2 separate regions of the Homo sapiens genome follow, and region 1 is linked to region 2. A link is a loop called in an ENCODE intact Hi-C map of the cell type or tissue named here. Cell type or tissue: IMR-90. All regions are shown on one strand. Each heading gives the region's core, and the rest is flanking DNA. Links, peaks and the distances in the headings are about the cores only.

Evidence for each region. A loop is a pair of places that touch in the nucleus more often than their neighbours do. Peaks named below come from ENCODE experiments on the same cell type or tissue, not always from the same donor. Only the 100,000 strongest peaks of a DNase experiment are listed, where the experiment ranks them.
Region 1: it touches region 2 in a loop (2.2-fold over the local background); 1 of 110 quality-filtered maps calls a loop at or near these places.

The regions. Positions count from the first base shown.
Region 1 is chr5:138,793,504-138,801,974 of GRCh38, forward strand. All of the region lies in intron 3 of CTNNA1 (catenin alpha 1), which reads left to right. Among named protein-coding and RNA genes, the nearest start is that of CTNNA1-AS1, 44 kb to the left of the region's middle. In IMR-90, for the core only: no CTCF peak of the experiment used is centred there; a DNase peak (open chromatin) is centred at 3,188.
Region 2 is chr5:138,841,495-138,849,965 of GRCh38, forward strand. All of the region lies in intron 7 of CTNNA1 (catenin alpha 1), which reads left to right. Among named protein-coding and RNA genes, the nearest start is that of LRRTM2, 30 kb to the right of the region's middle. In IMR-90, for the core only: no CTCF peak of the experiment used is centred there; a DNase peak (open chromatin) is centred at 3,857; H3K27ac peaks cover 638 bases.

The sequences.
Region 1 (8,471 bases), core at 2,099-4,598, 48 kb before region 2:
AAATAACACTAACCAGGATAATAATATTTATGAGTTACAGTGGGTAATATTACTGCCTTAATATATTTGTACAGTCAGTGTAGCTGAGGAAGTTATTTTAGGTATTAAAATTTTAGTTTTGGCATGACTTCAACCATGATGTTGCAGTAACATGATTTCTACTAGTTAATTTCTTAAGAAAGTGATTCCAAGTTGAAATGCATGTTATGCATTTATTTGAATGTGTAATCAGGAAGTAAGTGCCTCTCTTTGGAGTGTTTCTGAATAGCAGCAGGGCACACTTGAATTAGTAAGGAAAATGAGAACATGAATATGTGTGTTACTTTATTTTAACTTTTTTTTAAATCCATTCTGTCTGTCAACTGGAAAAAGAAATTTCAAAGCTTCTTTCCTTACCCTCAGGGGATGGGGAAGGGGGGGAAGTTAAGAGGTTTTCTAGGCTTGCTCTGATTCAGATGGGCTTATAGTATTTAAATAACTTCATATTAAATGTTTATTTCCTGGGTTGATTTTTTTTTTTTTTTTTTTTTTTAAGACGGAGTCTTGCTCTGTCGCCCAGGCTGAAGTGCAGTGGTGCAATCTCGGCTCACTGCAACCTCCGCCTCCCGGGTTCAAGTGATTCTCCTGCCTCAGCCTCCCAAGTAGCTGGGATTGCCAGCACCCGCCACCATGCCTGGCTAATTTTGTATTTTTAGTAGAGACAGGGTTTTGGCATGTTGGCCAGGCTGGTCTTGAACTCCTGACCTCAGGTGATCGGCCTGCCTTGGCCTCCCAAAGTGCTGGGATTACAGGCATGAGCCACTGGGCCTGGCCTCTTTTCTTTCAAAAGATAAACAGTTGTGTGGATTTAAAAAAAAAACAAAAAAACAACTGCATCCCAGAAAGTTCTCTTAAGGCATCTGTCAGGGATTCTTTGAGTTATTCTCAGTTTATCTGTACTTACAGGGATATCATCTAGGGGTCTGTTTTTACCAAATATCCCTCCTTGATAAATGGAAGGCTTGATTGAGAAGATTAAAGTGTGTTATTCAGGATCATCCTCATGTCATAGGGCACGTGGGTTATGCCAAATATATACTACCATTTGGTTCCTTCTTATAAGGGCTGTGTTATGAAGTCTATTATTCTTTGCATCTGTATTGCCAATTTGCATCTATATTGACAAGTGTGGAAAACATTTTATTACCAGATCATAGAAAATGAATTAAAATTTGGCTGGGTGGGAGTGGTGGGACATGGAGATGGGATGGGGTAGGAAACATATATTAACTTTGGATTATCTTGAAGTTAGGAGATAATTTTGTGAAGTCTTGGTCCTGTTATTTTATTATGTTGTAAAATGAAAGTTGGTGGAATAACAGATGAAAATAGTTATCAGGCCCACGCCTGTAATTCCAGCACTTTGGGAGGCTGAGGCAGGTAGATCACCTGAGGTCAGGAGTTCGAGACCAGCCTGACCAACATGGTGAAACTCTGTCTCTACTGAAAATACAAAAATTAGCCAGATGTGGTAGCACTCACCTGTAGCCCCATCTACTCAAGTGGCTGAGGTGGGAGAATCACTTGAACTCGGGAGGTGAAGCTTGCAATAAGCCAAGGTTGCGCCACTGCACACCACCACCACCCTAGGTGAAGGAGTGAGACTCTCAAAAAAAAAAAAAAAAAAAAAAAGAGCTGGCCAGTCATGGTGGCTCATGCCTGTAATCCCAGCACTTTGGGAGGCCGAGGTGGGTGGATCACGAGGTCAGGGGTTTGAGACCAGCCTGACCAACATGGTGAGACCCCGTCTACTAAAAATATAAAAATTAGCTGGGCGTGTTGGCGCACATCTGTAATCCCAGCTACTCTGGAGGCTGAGGCAGGAGAATTGCTTGAACTCAGGAGGCGGAGATTGCAGTGAGCCGAGATTGTGCCACGGCACTCCAGCCTGGGCGACAGCGAGACTCTGTCTCAGAAAAAAAAAAGAAAAAAGAAAAAAGCTATCACTTGTTGGTGAGATCCCTTAATCAAATCAGATGTATTTAAGAGAATTTGGTATAAAGTAGGTTTATCAGTAGGTTTTGGAGCTAAAGCACCAAAAAGTAACTTTCAAGAGTTAGGAATCTCATGGTAGGGAAGTTTTGGGCATTCATTAAATCCAGGGCTGGATGTTTTTTACTCTGTAAAACACTGTGTAAAAAGATGCCAAGCTGTTAAGTACAGGGCAGTTTTATTATAGGCTTGCCTGTGATGTTGGTTACTTTCTCTCTTTTTTTTTTCTTCCTCTAGTTCTACTCCCTGGGTAGAATTAAAAACGGTTTTAAAATGAGCGTTAATTTTCTGCAGTGAACATGTGTTTTGATAGTAAGAGCAAAAAGAAAAAAAATGAAAACTTACAATTTTGTATCCTAGAGATGAAACTAATGGTTAACATTTTTGTCCTAAATGCTTTCCAGTTTGTCTTCTGTGAATATGCTCACGTGGGTAGAGATATGTTGGGTTTGATTATGTCATTTGCTTTTTTTCATTTAATGGATCCTGAACATCTTTCTGTAATATTAAGTATTCTTCTACAACATAATTTTTAATGGCTGAACACTATCCTCTAGAGAGTAATATGATTTAAGAACATTATTTTATACCAGCAAACTAAAGACTTCTCTTTAATACTGTTATGTCAAGAGTTTTATTCACTTTTCACATTTTCAAAGGAGTATAGTATTAATAAATAGTTACAATCCTAGTTTTTTACTTTAAAGACTGAAGGCTCCTATTGTTAAGAAGTATGTATCGGCTGGGTGCGGTGGCTCATGCCTGTAATCCCAGCACTTTGGGAGGCCAAGGCAGGCGGATAATGAGGTCAGGAGATCGAGACCACGGTGAAACCCCATCTCTACTAAAAATACAAAAAATTAGCCAGGCGCGGTGGCGGGCACCTGTAGTCCCAGCTACTGGGGAGGCTAAGGCAGGAGAATGGCGTGAACCCGGGAGGTGGAGCTTGCAGTGAGCCTAGATCGCGCCACTGCACTCCAGCCTGAGCGACTGAGCGAGACTCCGTCTCAAAAAAAAAAAAAAAAGTAGTAGGTATCTGAGAAGAAATAAAAGGTTTTAGATAGTTAAAATCATTTTGAGATAAAGAGAACAAAGTTACTTGAGCAAGGTTATCTGGGAAATCAGTGGGAGAAGGGAGAGTTGGAATTCCAAGTATGCTCATGAAACTGATCCTGAAATGAGTAATTTGAACATGTTTAAGATAGTTGATGGTGTCTAACTCTTCTCCTGGAAGCTTTTGTCATTTTAGCGCAGGGCTGTTTTTGCTGGTTTGCAGAAGCATATTCAGGTGGATGTCTTTAAAATCTCTTTTCTCTTTTGGATTTGGCAGTTGATAACAAACAATATGCTCCTGTAAAATGTTCTGTTTAAGAAATGCCTACCTAAGGTCTGTGTAACCATTGAATCTTCTTCCCTGCAGCAACTCTACAGAAAATTTTAAAAATGAGATTGGGGCTACAGATACCCATTTATTTTACCACTTGGCTTACTCTTATTTTGGATAAAACCCCTCTAGTTAGCTGACTTTATAAGCTTTTACAGAAAGATTTTGTAATATGTGCAAGTTTTACTTTTTCATTTTTGCATGAACTAGCAGCCATGGGATTTTTATACTTCAGAAAAAAGAAAATTTGAAGCCTGAGTTTTATTATCATACACACAAACTAAAGATATTGGCATTTTTATCATTTAAAAACTTTTTTTATATAAAAGTATATTCACTATAGAAAGTAAAAATAAACAATAAACAATCACCCATCAGGCTGTACCACCTTATGATTAAGCTCTGTCGATATTTTGGTATGTGTTGGTTGTAGTGTTTACCATCCCATCCCTTTCCCAGGACATAAACACATTGTGATCTCCATTCTCACTGTGCAGTACAGATTGTTATATATCTGCTATTTAAAGTGGAAATGAAAATCATTTCCATTAATGAAGATACCTGGGTGGGGGCAGATTGTATAATTTATCGAAGATAAGCTGTGTTTCTCTACTGGGCTGGCAAAAATATTTTTTCTGGACCTTAAAGGTAGAAAGGTTCTGGTGAAGAAGCTATTTAAAAGTATCCTTAGTATTATTTTGGGGAAGGAGATATAACTTTGCCCTATTTATTGAGGTTTTTGGAGGACTTTTACAGGCAGTAGAGATGTTTCCATAGCTGGATTTCTGAGCCATTACGTTGTGGTTGGGAACCTTTCTTTTGTAGTATACTGTAGAATTTTGGGATGTGACACTGTAAATGGGATAGATGAGGAAGATGACCAGTTCCTGAGAACTGGAAGGAATCCCAGCTTGACTTGAGAACTTCTTTAAAACAAAATGAAACAAAACAAAACAAAAAAACTGCTAAAAAAAAAATTTAAAAAAAGCAGTTGGAAAAACGTAAGGCACAGCAAGCTTTGGTTGTAGCTATTAGCACAAAAGGAACAATTATTACTACTTTCTGCACTATAGACAGTGGAGTGAAGGAAGCTCCCCTCATCCTTTACAGCTTCAGCATTTAAAATTAAAAGCTAACATTTCCTCTGTCCTTTAGGAAACTTGGTATCATGACTTTATTTCTAAAAAGGTAAGAAACAGCTGGTGTGTGGATAATGACATGTTCTAAATAGGTTTAAAAACTGGAAAAAGTAGATGGAAAAATAGAAGGGGGCACAGAAGTATTTGTTGAGCTTTGCATATATTATTTCATTTAATTTTCAAAACAACTGAGTAAGGTATGGGAGATGTGTACTCATTTTACAGAAAAGAAAACAGCTAGAGATAAAACAACCCAAAGTAACACAGCTGCCAAATATCGAAGCTGGATTTAGACCCAGTTCCAATACCTTATTTCATCTACACCAAGTAGTGTTCTGGGAGAGAAGTAGTTATATTCATTAACATTACTTCATAGCATTCTTTGTTTTAAAGGAGCAATGTAACAGGTTCAGGTTAAAACAAACAAGCCTTTTGTTTTTTTTATCCATCACCCAAATATTTTCCAAGCCTATCCTTTCCCCGTAACTTTATAAAGTTTGGTTGCTTTCAGGGGAATTTACTCATGATATTTGATGCTTCAAAAACTTCTTGATTTTGTCTTCTCCTAATAAAGAATTGTGGGTTTTTTTGTTTGTTTGTTTACTTTATAATTGCCCATTGTCTTTGTTTTAAACTCCAGAGGAACTTATTTTATTCCCAGCTCAGGAGAGAACATCAGGGGATGACAGATTTTATTTCATGGCAGATGGTACAGTAGTATTGAGCTCTCTTAAGTTTCATCTCCTTTGTTAGTAGATGTAGTGTAGTTGACTGGAAACAGCTGGGACAAAGTCAGGTTTTACAACCGTGCGATCTTGGATATAGTTCCTGTCTACCTCAGTTTCCCCAGTTTGCCCTTTTGTGTGCAGAGAGCACTTTTGATATCTTATAAATTTAAACTAACAGGTATCTTTTTAAATTTTTAATTTTTTTTATTAAAAAAAATTTTTTTTGAGATGGAGTCTTACTCTGTCACCCAGGCCACTGTGCCTGGCTAATTTTTGTATTATTATTTTTTAGTAGTTCTGGTCTTGAACCTCTGATCTCAAGTAATCCCCTACCCTCAGCCTCCCAAAGTGCTGAGCCATCGTGCCCAGCCTTCTGCCACATTTTGTTTTTTTAGACAGAGTTTCGCTCTTGTTGCCCAGGCTGGAGTGCAATGGCGTGACCTCGGTTCACTGCAACCTCTGCCTTCCGGGTTCAGGCAATTCTCCTGCCTCTGCCTCCTGAGTAGGTGGGATTACAGGCATGTGCCACCACGCCTGGCTAATTTTGTACTTTTAGTAGAGATGGGGTTTTGCCATGTTGGTCAGACTGGTCTCGAACTCCTGACTTCAGGTGATCCACCCACCTCGGCCTTCCAAAGTGCTGGGATTACAGGCGTGACCACCATACCTGGCCATCTTTTTTTATTTTTAGAGTTCTTTTAAGAGACATGAGAGATGGAGGAAAAAAAAGTTGTTGATTCCTTTTTACAATTTTTTTAAGCAAGGTTTTGAGCATGGGTTCTTTTTACATTTAATTTTGAAATGAAACTTATTAAACATCTCAAGTTAGTCTTAGTGTCATTTTTTTTTTTTTTGTAAGGATGACCATTCAGAAGTTTGAGGACCTCATTTTTAGCTGGGGGCTTATTTATATACTTGTTTATAGTTTTGCTGATGGAGAAAGTGTGAATATTTTAACCCATTATACAGTGTGTTTCTGATGTATTTTTTCATTACTAATACTTTATGTTAGCCATGAAATTAAGGATTTGTCATTAGGGCTGTGAGCTAAAATAAATTAGAGTAGATGTAGATGTATGTATGTATGTATGTATGTATGTATGTATGTGTGTGTGTATGTGTGTATTTAGAGACAGAGTCTTGCTCTGTCGCCCAGTCTGGAGTGCAGTGGTGCCATCTCGGCTCACTGCAACCTCTGCCTCCTGGGTTCAATCGATTCTCGTGTCTCAGCCTCTCCAGTAGCTGGGATTACAAGTGCTCGCCACCACACCCAGCTAAATTTAGTATTTTTAGTAGAGACGGGGTTTTGCCATGTTGGCCAGGCTGGTTTTGAACTCCTGATAAATGAATTCAGCAGACCACTGTAAAAAAAGAAAATCCATGAAGCTGTAGCTGCTACAGCAGCAAGCATGAAAACCCCTGCACTTTTTATGAAAATAATTTTATCTTGTCAACACAAGATAAAATGCAGCTTCTGTGTGGGTGCAGGGCTGCTATAAGAAAGGCATACCTATAGACTAGTAAGATTCGAGAAAAAGCAAAGTCATTATATGACAATTTAAAGCAAAAGGGAGGTGAAAGATCTAGAGTTGAAGAATTTAATGCCAGCAAGGGATGGTTTGATACTTTAAGAGAGATGTGGCTTTAAAAATGTCAAGATAACAGGGGAAGCAGCTTCTGCTGACCAAGAGAAGGGTTCCCAAATGCCATTAAAAAGTGCAGCAGAAGGCCAGGTGCAGTGGCTCACACCTGTAATCCCAGCACTTTGGGAGGCCAAGGCAGGCAGATCACCTGAGGTCAGGAGTTCGAGACCAGCCTGACCAACATGGAGAAACCCTGTCTCTATTGAAAAAAAAAGAATAGAAAAATTAGCCAGGCATGGTGGCGCATGCCTGTAATCCGAGCTATTCGGGAGGCTGAGGCAGGAGAATCACTTGAACCTGGGAGACGGAGGTTGCAGTGAGCTGAGATCGCGCCACTGCATTCCAGCCTGGGCAACAAGAGCAAAACTCCGTCTAAAAAAAAAAAGTGCAACAGAAGGGTGGGCACGGTGGCTCATGCCTGCAACCACAGCTGCAGACTTCAATTCACAGTATGTATCAGGCAGTTCGGCTTTTTCTTACAATGTCATGACTTTTCTTTACCTCTTGGTAGTACTTCCAGCATCACTAGTGGCACTTTGTATTAGCTTCATGGTGTTTCTCAATGTTTTGAGTGTTGTACTAAACATGATGAATGAGAACTACGAATGATCACTTTTCACTGTCATGCAATTTACTGGCTGTGAACTGCTCAGGTGGAGATGATTAGCATCGCATGCAGATGCATCATATGGCATTTTAAGTGGATATTCACAATACTTGACCATACTGCAATAGCAATAGGAGATGGCTACAAAATTATTACAGTAGTACAGTGTGTACTACAATTAATTTTATGTTTGATTATATTTCCCTTGACTGCGAATGGCACCATGTACGGCCTGTGTTTGTGTGCATAAGTTTTGATTGGTTAACTTTCTGTGATAGGTTTGTGTATATTTATGGTAGTACATGATAAAATAGGCTAGTATCTACAGATATTTTATGCATTCATGATATACCTAACTTTCTCTTAATTTTTTGGTACTTCTGGATTACATGATGAGTTTTTTTCAAATTGTTGCAAATCTCTGAAACAATTTTCAATATGCTTATTGAACAAAATCCACGTATAAATAAACCCATGCAATTCAAACCCAAACTGTGTTGTTCAAGGGTGGCTGTACAAACTTCGCTGCTAGCTTTTAAGTGTACAAATAGCTGCATAAATAACCGATGTGCATCATGACCAGTCATGTCACTTCTTTCAAAGTCTGTTGGTGATAGTTCCCTGCAAATCTGTTCAGTTTATGCAAAGTGTGTAGTTGTGTTGCTTCCTTTTCTCCTAGTGATAAACCCACATGAACTACTTGACAGAATTGAATAATTGAAAGATTATTCAACACAACAAAGATGAATGTGCAACAAAGAAATGAAAAGTGATAGACCTGGAATTGAAATTTGATTAGAATATAAAGGGAAGAAATAGCTGATTGTGGAAATGTTGACCCTGCTGCTATTTAAAACTCTAGCTATGCAGCTAGAACTACTTAGTGAAGGCAAACTTCTCGACTTAAATGAGGAATGTGGTTGTGATGTCCAAGAGAAT
Region 2 (8,471 bases), core at 2,408-4,907:
GGTGATCAACCTGCCTTGGCCTCCCAAAATGCTGGTATTACAGACATGAGCCACTGCACCAGGCCTGTTTTGAAGAGGAATATTGGATATATAGAACCAAAGACTGTTGGGCACCAATTCCATTTGGTCATTCTCTCAAAACTGCCATTAGGGCTTTTTGTAATGTCATAATTTGGAAACATAAGGAAGATATTTCCTTTGAGTTACTTTATGCTGAAATAACATCTGGTCAGTAAATATCCTACAAGTATTACTTTCAGATGTTTTGAAATGATTGGCCTCCTGCTCTGGTTTTAACCCCAGTTGAAGACACTTTAATGTTTGCAGTTTATAATAATCTACCAAGTTGAATACAGTGTGACATCGTATTTCAAGGCTTCCTTAAGGGCTAACCGTCCTTTAAATTTAACACTGGAACATATTAGCCTGAATTACTTCTCCTTGCTTTGAGAGAGAATTACTGGTTTTATAGATTCAAACATGAAAGTCATCTTCTAGGAGTGAAAAGATTAATGTTTTGGCTTGCCCTTGCTCTTGTGTCTGTAAGAATATTGCTTACTATTTCCTGGTATAAAATGACCTGAGATATTTTATTAGAAAAATTATACCGGCCGGGGCAACATGGCAAAACTCTATCTCTATAAAAATATTAAGAATTAGCCGAGCATGGTGGCACACACCTGTAGTTCCAGCTACTCGGGAGGCTGAGGTAAGAGGAGAGCCTGAGCCCGGGAAGTTGAGGCTGCAGTGAGCCATGATGGCACCACTGCACTCCAGCCTGGGAAACAGAATGAGACTTCATTTTTCACACAAAGACCAGTAATACTGAACTGTAATCTTTTAAGCTCATACTAATAAACACACTTGTTGCCAGGAGCAGAGCATATTGTTTATGTTACTTTGAAGATTCTGTATTTTTGCTGAAAAATAGCCGAAGCCACTGTATATAGGAAAATTGTTTGTTTTCTAAAATTGGCCATTAATATATACTATTTAGTGATTTCTGTTGTGATAAAGGATCCTCTCACCTCCCTCACCTTTTCAAAACTGGTTTTTCTTATGCCGTTAAAGTTTTTCAGTTAAGGAAACAGACTCAAGGCTCTAACCCATTTATGCCAGAGGTTGCAAATTTTTTGTTGTGGAAAATCAGACCTTGATGATGACCTTGAGCAGTAGGATATAAATAGCTCCCAGAAGCTTAGCGTTGCAGTAATGGAACACCAGGCCTAAATGGGTTAAGAAATTTGTTTGAGTTTTCTTTTTCAAAGCAATATTAAATGTTGTAGCGTTCAGATAAAAATCCAATTTTAAAATTAAAATTTCTAATCATGGCAGTTAAAAAACACCTGACACCATTGGCCACCTCTTACTTGCTTTCTACAGGGCTTTCATATTGGCCAACTGTAGAGGTTAAAAATCAAACTACTCTTTTCAACTAGGTTTTTCTATCCAATGCTCCATTAACCATTTTCTTAAAACCACTCTGAACCTGGAATTACACTAATTTGGGGGTTATGTTAATAAACAGCAATAATTGTATATTTTGGATTTAAGGTATTGATCAAGTGTGAATTATCCTTAACCCTCAAGATTTGAACAGATATGAAAGTTGGTTTAGGAGGAATGGTTACATACAAGATAATTCCTTACAGAGTGAGATGTATGATTTGTTTAAAAACATTCCAGCAGAAAAACCAATGGAAAGGTGATAAATGAAACAAGAAAGCAGAAAGTTGATGATTTTTAAAGTTTGGTAATGGTTAAGTGAGGGAGTTCATTTAGTATTCTCAATCCTTTTGGTGGTTATGTTAGAAAAAACTCATAATAATTTTTTTTTTTAAAGGACATGTCATCACCATGATGGTTAGTTGAGTAGGTGTTAGCATGTTAGATGTCTGAGAGCACAGTCCTTGCCATATGTACACCCTTCGGAGGGCATTTGCATGCTTTGCAACCCCTGGAAGGCCTTGTTTTATCCCACTCAGTCCTCTTCTCACTCTCCATTTTATAGGCTGGCTGGTGCCTATGCTGATTCTTAAGCCAATTAGATTCTCTTGGGGATTTGTATGGGTAAATAATGGGAAAATGATGCAATTAGTAATGGAAACTGAAAAAGGAAATGATGCCATTATGTAGAGCCAGGGTCATAGGGGTCTTGACAAAGTGAACTTATGGCTGAGTAGCAGCTATGAATTAGATAGGCAGCAAAGAGGGTGAGAATGGGTCAGGCATTTGAGATTGGAGAATGGGATAGCCAGCTAAGAGGAGTGTCCTGGGCTTCCTGTATGGCCGCTTCTAGGGGCAGTGGCCCAGCTGTACTTGGGTTCTTCTGTATATGTGTCCTTGAAGTAAAACCCTTTGTCACTGTATTCAATTTGGGTTTCTGGATTCCCCCAAAAGGAGTCTACTGTAGTTACTGAACAGTGCAGAATTTTCTTGGCTAAATTAAAAGTAAGCACTTTTTTTAGAAGGTCAAAAGTGATCATTGCCTATTCATCTAGGCATTCCATTGTGCAATTCTTAAGGCTTTTTTTGGAGACTTGGCCCTTCCCCAAGTAATTTAATTTTTCTTTTTAAACCAAAGTGGAAGCAAGTTTGTGGAAAGCAAAGGAATAAAGAATGGCCACTCCATAGGCAGAGCATTTTAAAAATTTAAAAATTTTTAAAATTTTAAAAATAAAAGTAGAGATGGGGTTTTGCTGTGTTGCTCAGGCTGGTCTCACATTCCTGGACTCAAGCGATCCACCTGCCTCGGCATGCCCAAGTGCTGGGATTATAGACACAAGCCACCGCACCTGGCCCCAGAGTCATATTTTTAAAGTTCTGTCTTGTATAGTACGAAACCTTTTGTCTCTTAGCTGCTTGACTTTTATATAATTTAGTAGTGATGTTTACATTGTTCACTAGACTTTGATTGAATTGAATTTAATAAATGGCAGTAATCAGGTGTTTTTTGGTGGAGGGGTTAGCTTGCTGTCTTCAGGTTTCCTATGCTTGAGAATTTGCCTCAACACAATTTTAGGTGGCTGTAACACTATTTTGTTGGCCAGTATAATTTTAGATTCCTCACTTTGGTTGTTGGTTGTTAAAAGACATAGGGAGCTTTGTTTGACTCTAAATCTACCATTGTCTGTCTCTTTCCTTTTCTTTGGTGTTCTTTTTTAGGGGACGAAAGTAAGAATTGAGAAGATCTGGCTTAGATAATGCTAGTAATGGAGATTTTAAAAAATTACCTATTATTTTATTATTATAAAGCACTAGAGCAAGTATAGAATTATGTATAGTAAGTAGGATATACAAAGAAAGAAAAGATTGGCATTCATTGGCTCTGGGGAGTGGGCTAAGGTTAAAACAAAGATTTAGAGTCAAAAATTAATTAGTGTGCAGGAGACAGCAAACCTCTTGGCTTGGTGGGAATGAAAAACTATTTAATAAGCATAACTGGCTAGAAGCAGTCTTCTTTCCCCATTAGTAGGTGGCTCACTGACATTGTCCTAGGTGTTTGAAATGTTTGTTTTTCTCCCTTTAATTTGCTCCTGTGTATAAAGTTACTGCCGAAGGAGCCAGGACTGAATCAGACTTGAGCAATACGGGGCTTGTGGAAAGAGATGTTTTGATCATATTGTTATTTTTGTGTCATAAAATCTTAGATTGGCAACTTTCTTCTAGGGTGGATTTAGCCTTTGATACATTTTCTTAGGCCCACGAAAATGAGCTGCTAAAGTAGAAATGAATAAAACTATTCGGTTTAGCCTCTAGACAGTGACACATTAAGGACTAATGACTGCCAAAAGGAAATGTCAAACACTAAGCTAGTCTACTTTCTTTGGCAGCTGAGAATCCGGTGAATCAACAGTTTTAGGGGGTGTATATTTAATGTGGGTGGAGGAAGAAAGTGTCTAACATTCTTTAAGGCCCTGTTCAGCAAAGTTGGAATTGGAGCCTGATTCTACCTTTCTAAACACAAGAAAGTCACATGCTATAGAATGAGGGTGGTTACTGTTTGTCACGTAGATAGTATCGACTAAGACATTTTAAAATGTGTTTACAGGCTTTGTCTTTATTTTCATTTAATTGTTGGTAGGTGCGAAGCAGCATGCATTTGTGTGTGAGAGGGACATACTTCAGAGTTTTGATTGCCTTGGTCCCCCTTTTCATAAACAGGAATTATCTGAAGAGTCTTGTGGAAGAGAATGGATAAAACTGTGATCCTTGAGGCATAAGGAGCAAATTTAGACTGAATTTCTACTAAATTACTGTTAAGAAAAGGACAACAAATTTAGAGCTTTTAAGCTTATAACCGAGTATGATTGCCATGTCCTGGGTACTTGATTGCCATGTCCTGGGTACTTAACAGTTTAGCACTTAAATATTCACATATAGATATAGGGTCAGGGAATGATAGCTAAAGGGTACAGGTTTTTTTTGTTTTTTTGTTTTTTGTTTTTTTGAGACAGATTCTCGCTGTCTGGCCCAGGCTGGAGTGAAGTGGCGCGATCACGGCTCACTGCAACCTCCGCCCCCTAGGTTCAAGCGATTCTCCTGCCTCAGCCTCCCAAGTAGCTGGGATTACAAGCGCCCACCACCACGCCCGGCTAATTTTCATACTTTTAGAGACAGGGTCTAATTTTCATACTTTTAGAGACAGGGTTTCACCATCTTGGCCAGGCTGGTCTTGAACTCCTGGCCTCAGGTGATCCACCCTCCTCGGCCTCTCAAAGTGCTGGGATTACAGGCGCGAGCCACTGCGCCTGGCCCAAGGGTACTGGGTTTCTTTAGGAGATGATAAAATGCTCTAAAATTGACTGTAGTAATGGTTGTACATATCTGTGAATAAACCAAAAAAACATTAAATTGTACACTATCAATGGGTGAATTTTAGGTGACCTATATCAGTATATAATCTGTATCAGTAGATAATTATCTTATATATTTGTAAAATTATTTAAAGATATTTACATGCGTTTCACATGTCAGTTTGCTAATGATGTGATATGTATTTTAAATTATATTTCCTGTAGGAGTTCAGGCAATTTGTTCATCTTACATGAAGTAAAGAGTATTTTTCCCATTTTGAAACACGGCCTGTGTCTGTTATTGCCACCAGAATTACATGGTCTACATTAAATCCTATATTGTGTACACTGTTGACCTCTTTAATCTTCTGACTTTGTATGGGACAAACTAATGGCCTACAATTTTCTGTGACTATTTCATTTAAATTATACAAATGTTGAATGAAGGATTGCTGAATTAAAAATAGTTAAAAAAAAACCCCTCAAATTATACTGAACAGGTGTCATTTCAAGCTGAGTGTTTTTCATTTGGGGGCAGGGTGTCTTCTCTCTGAAAAAGTGTTAGATCTCTACATTATGTACATTGTTAGCCCTTAAAGATTTTTGAATGGTTTGGATTATTAGAAGATTCTGCATATAATCACCTAGAATTTGATTATACAGCTCTGAGAACTATGAAAAGGAACTAATTTTTCTATTAATTACATGTTTGGATTATTATTTGCAGTCAGAGCTTTGGGGTTGGGTATTTTGGTTGAAATATTGGCACTCTTAAATACATGGTAGTATCTGAAAGCTTTGTTCTAGGCCCACTTGAAGGAATTGCAAAAAAAGATGTAGCAGAAGTTTTAAGTGAAGTGGTTTGTTTTAGCAACATTAACTTATTTACTTAAAAATAGGTTTTTACTTTTTTGCTTCTATTGGGTAGTACTTGTAGTTCAACAGCATGGATTTTCACCTTTTGGAGGGAAGAGGAGACTGACAACATTCCTTTTTAAAGCCGGCGTAGTCCCTCCCTCCCTGTCTCCTTCCCTGTCTCCCTCCCTCTGTTTTTTTAGAGATAGGGGTCTGGTTACATTGTCCAAGCTGGTCTCGAACTACTGGGCTCAAGTGATCCTCCTGCCTCAGCCTCCCAGAGTGCTGAGATTAGAGGCATGAGTGGCAGGCCGATGTCATAATTTCTTAGTCAAAGTATTAGTTGAAGAATTCAAATATAATGTCCCCTGTCCACTTTTTATTGTTGCTTTATTCGGGGGATATTTACTTTCCTTTTGAAAAGAAAATTCTTGAAGAGAAACCTGATGGTGGGATTTCAGGCACTGTGGCAGGAAGTAAGAAAGATGTGTTACGGTAGAGGTGGTCACCCTTAGATCAGTGTGGGCAGTTGCTTGTGGGGCATATTTTGGGGGAGGGGCATTTCTCTCTAAATTGATGTACTAGGAGATAGAGCATATTTTTGCTGCCCCAAGTAAACTTTTGATGCATTACAAAAAGGAAACATTTGGGCAACTCCCATTTCTGTTGCTTTGGAGCTTAATAGTCATTAAGTTTGTGTTTCTTTATGTGGTACTGAGTAAAAGCTGAAAGTAGCAGAGATTGTATAGGCCAGTATATCTTTTGTTAGTTTTGAACTTGTTGGGAGCACTTATAATTACCTGTGTTTCTAGAGATAAATCAAGTGGCACCTCTGTTTCTTTAAGTTCTTCTTTACCTAGCTGAGATTCAGGGGTCTTGCTTCTTGGGTAATAAATTCTACCTAATTTGAAGCTTTGCTTTCCTTCCAGAGATGTTTGAACTACATTTACTAATGCATATATGCTGTTGGCATAAAGATAAATTTGTTATTGAAGGGATTTTCTATGGAGAGACTGTTCTAGTCTTGACAGCTGCACTGAGCATGAAAAGTTACCTAAGCTTTCCCAAGTCTATGTTTCCTCAACTGGGAACTGGGGATGATAATGGTGCCTATGCACCCATCATGGTTGCAAGTGTATAGAAAAGAGTCATGTAAGGCACAACCACTGCTGTTAATACTAGTGTTACTATTAACATTGCTATAACTAATAATTTATATTTGAATTGTTCACACTTTAAGTCCTCTTTTTTTTGTTTGTTTGTTTTTTTAGCTCTTCTGATTTCCAGTAGTTTCATAGAGCCATTGCATTTATCATTCTCCTCCAAGAGCTTAGTTCTCTCTCTGCTCCCCCTTTTCTTCTCTCTTCTTTTACAGTCATGGTCAAATACATTTGGAGAATTTTCCCTTTTACATGTGTATTCTGATAATAATGTCTAAAGACTGTGTCCCTGTTGACTGTGCTGCATAGCTTATTTTATTGCTCTCCATTTGTCTTAACTGTCTTGCCTGAAGTTGGTAGCTTTATTCCTAGATTCATAATATGCTCTCTTTACTATTAAAATGTGCATTTTGATTGGGCCTGGCATACTTTTTTTTGAGATAGAGTCTCTCTCTGTCGCCCAGGCTGGAGTGCAGTGGCGTGAGCTTGGTTCACTGCAACCTCCACTTCCTGGGTTCAAGTGATTTCCTGCCTCAGCCTCCTGAGTAGCTGGGATTACAGGTATGCACCATCATACCCAGCTAATTTTTGTATTTTTAGTAGAGACAAGGTTTCACCATGTTGGTCAGACTGGTCTCGAACTCCTGACCTCATGATATGCCTGCCTCGGCCTCCCAAATTGCTGGGATTACAGGCGTGAGCCACCTTGCCCTGCCTGGCATACTTCTTTATTGTTAATTCTGAGTTATCTGGCATGGGGAAGCATGGCTCTGATCGTCAGTGTTCATTCTCTGAATTGAGTTTTGTATAGGCATCTCTGTATAAAATTTCTTGATTATTCTTTCCTACTGGTTTTGGCTTTATTTGGTGATTGCATTTGAAGTAGACTGTTTATTTGAATACTGTAACTATTCATGTAGTTTCATGTTCATTTTTTATAAGTTGTATTTCCTCTCTATTTTTTTTTAAAATTAGCACTAGAGGAAAAAGCTATTATGAATAGGGTTTTGTTGTTTTTGTTTTAACAAACCCACTATCTCATTGTTTAAGAGAATTTACACACCCTAGAACTGGTTGAATAATTAACCAAAAACAGTAAACCTAGGCATAGCCTATGTATTTAAAAAACAAAAACAAAAACAAAGACGGTAGGACAGGCAGTGTGAGGTCTAGAAGTTCTCTTTCCCTTTCATGTTATAACATTCTCTGTCTTTAGAGCTCTTAAACCTCTGAAGAGAAAAATCTTATTAGGAAAATCTTTATAGTTAAGCAGGGCTGACTTTGAAGTGAGGCACGTGCGCTGGCTGGTATCATCACTCCACTTCAGGAGATGTGAACAGTTGCCATCAGATGTTATCTATGAACTTACTCATTGGATTAATGGTTATTTGCTTCAGAAAACTAAAGAGTAATAGGAGAGCAATTCATTTGCTGGCTTTCATAGGGTTCTTGTTTTGAAAAAGGTCTGTTGTTGAACTGAGATCCTTACAGTTGCATTTCCTTATACCTGATAAAAAGTTTTTTTTTTTAATTCTTAAAATAGGCAGTGCATTTACATGGCTTAAAGGGGTCTAAAAGAGTATCTAATGAGCATTGCCTCTCATCCCTGTTACCTAGCCATTCAGTTTCTCTTCTTACAGTTTCTTGTGTATCTTCCAGA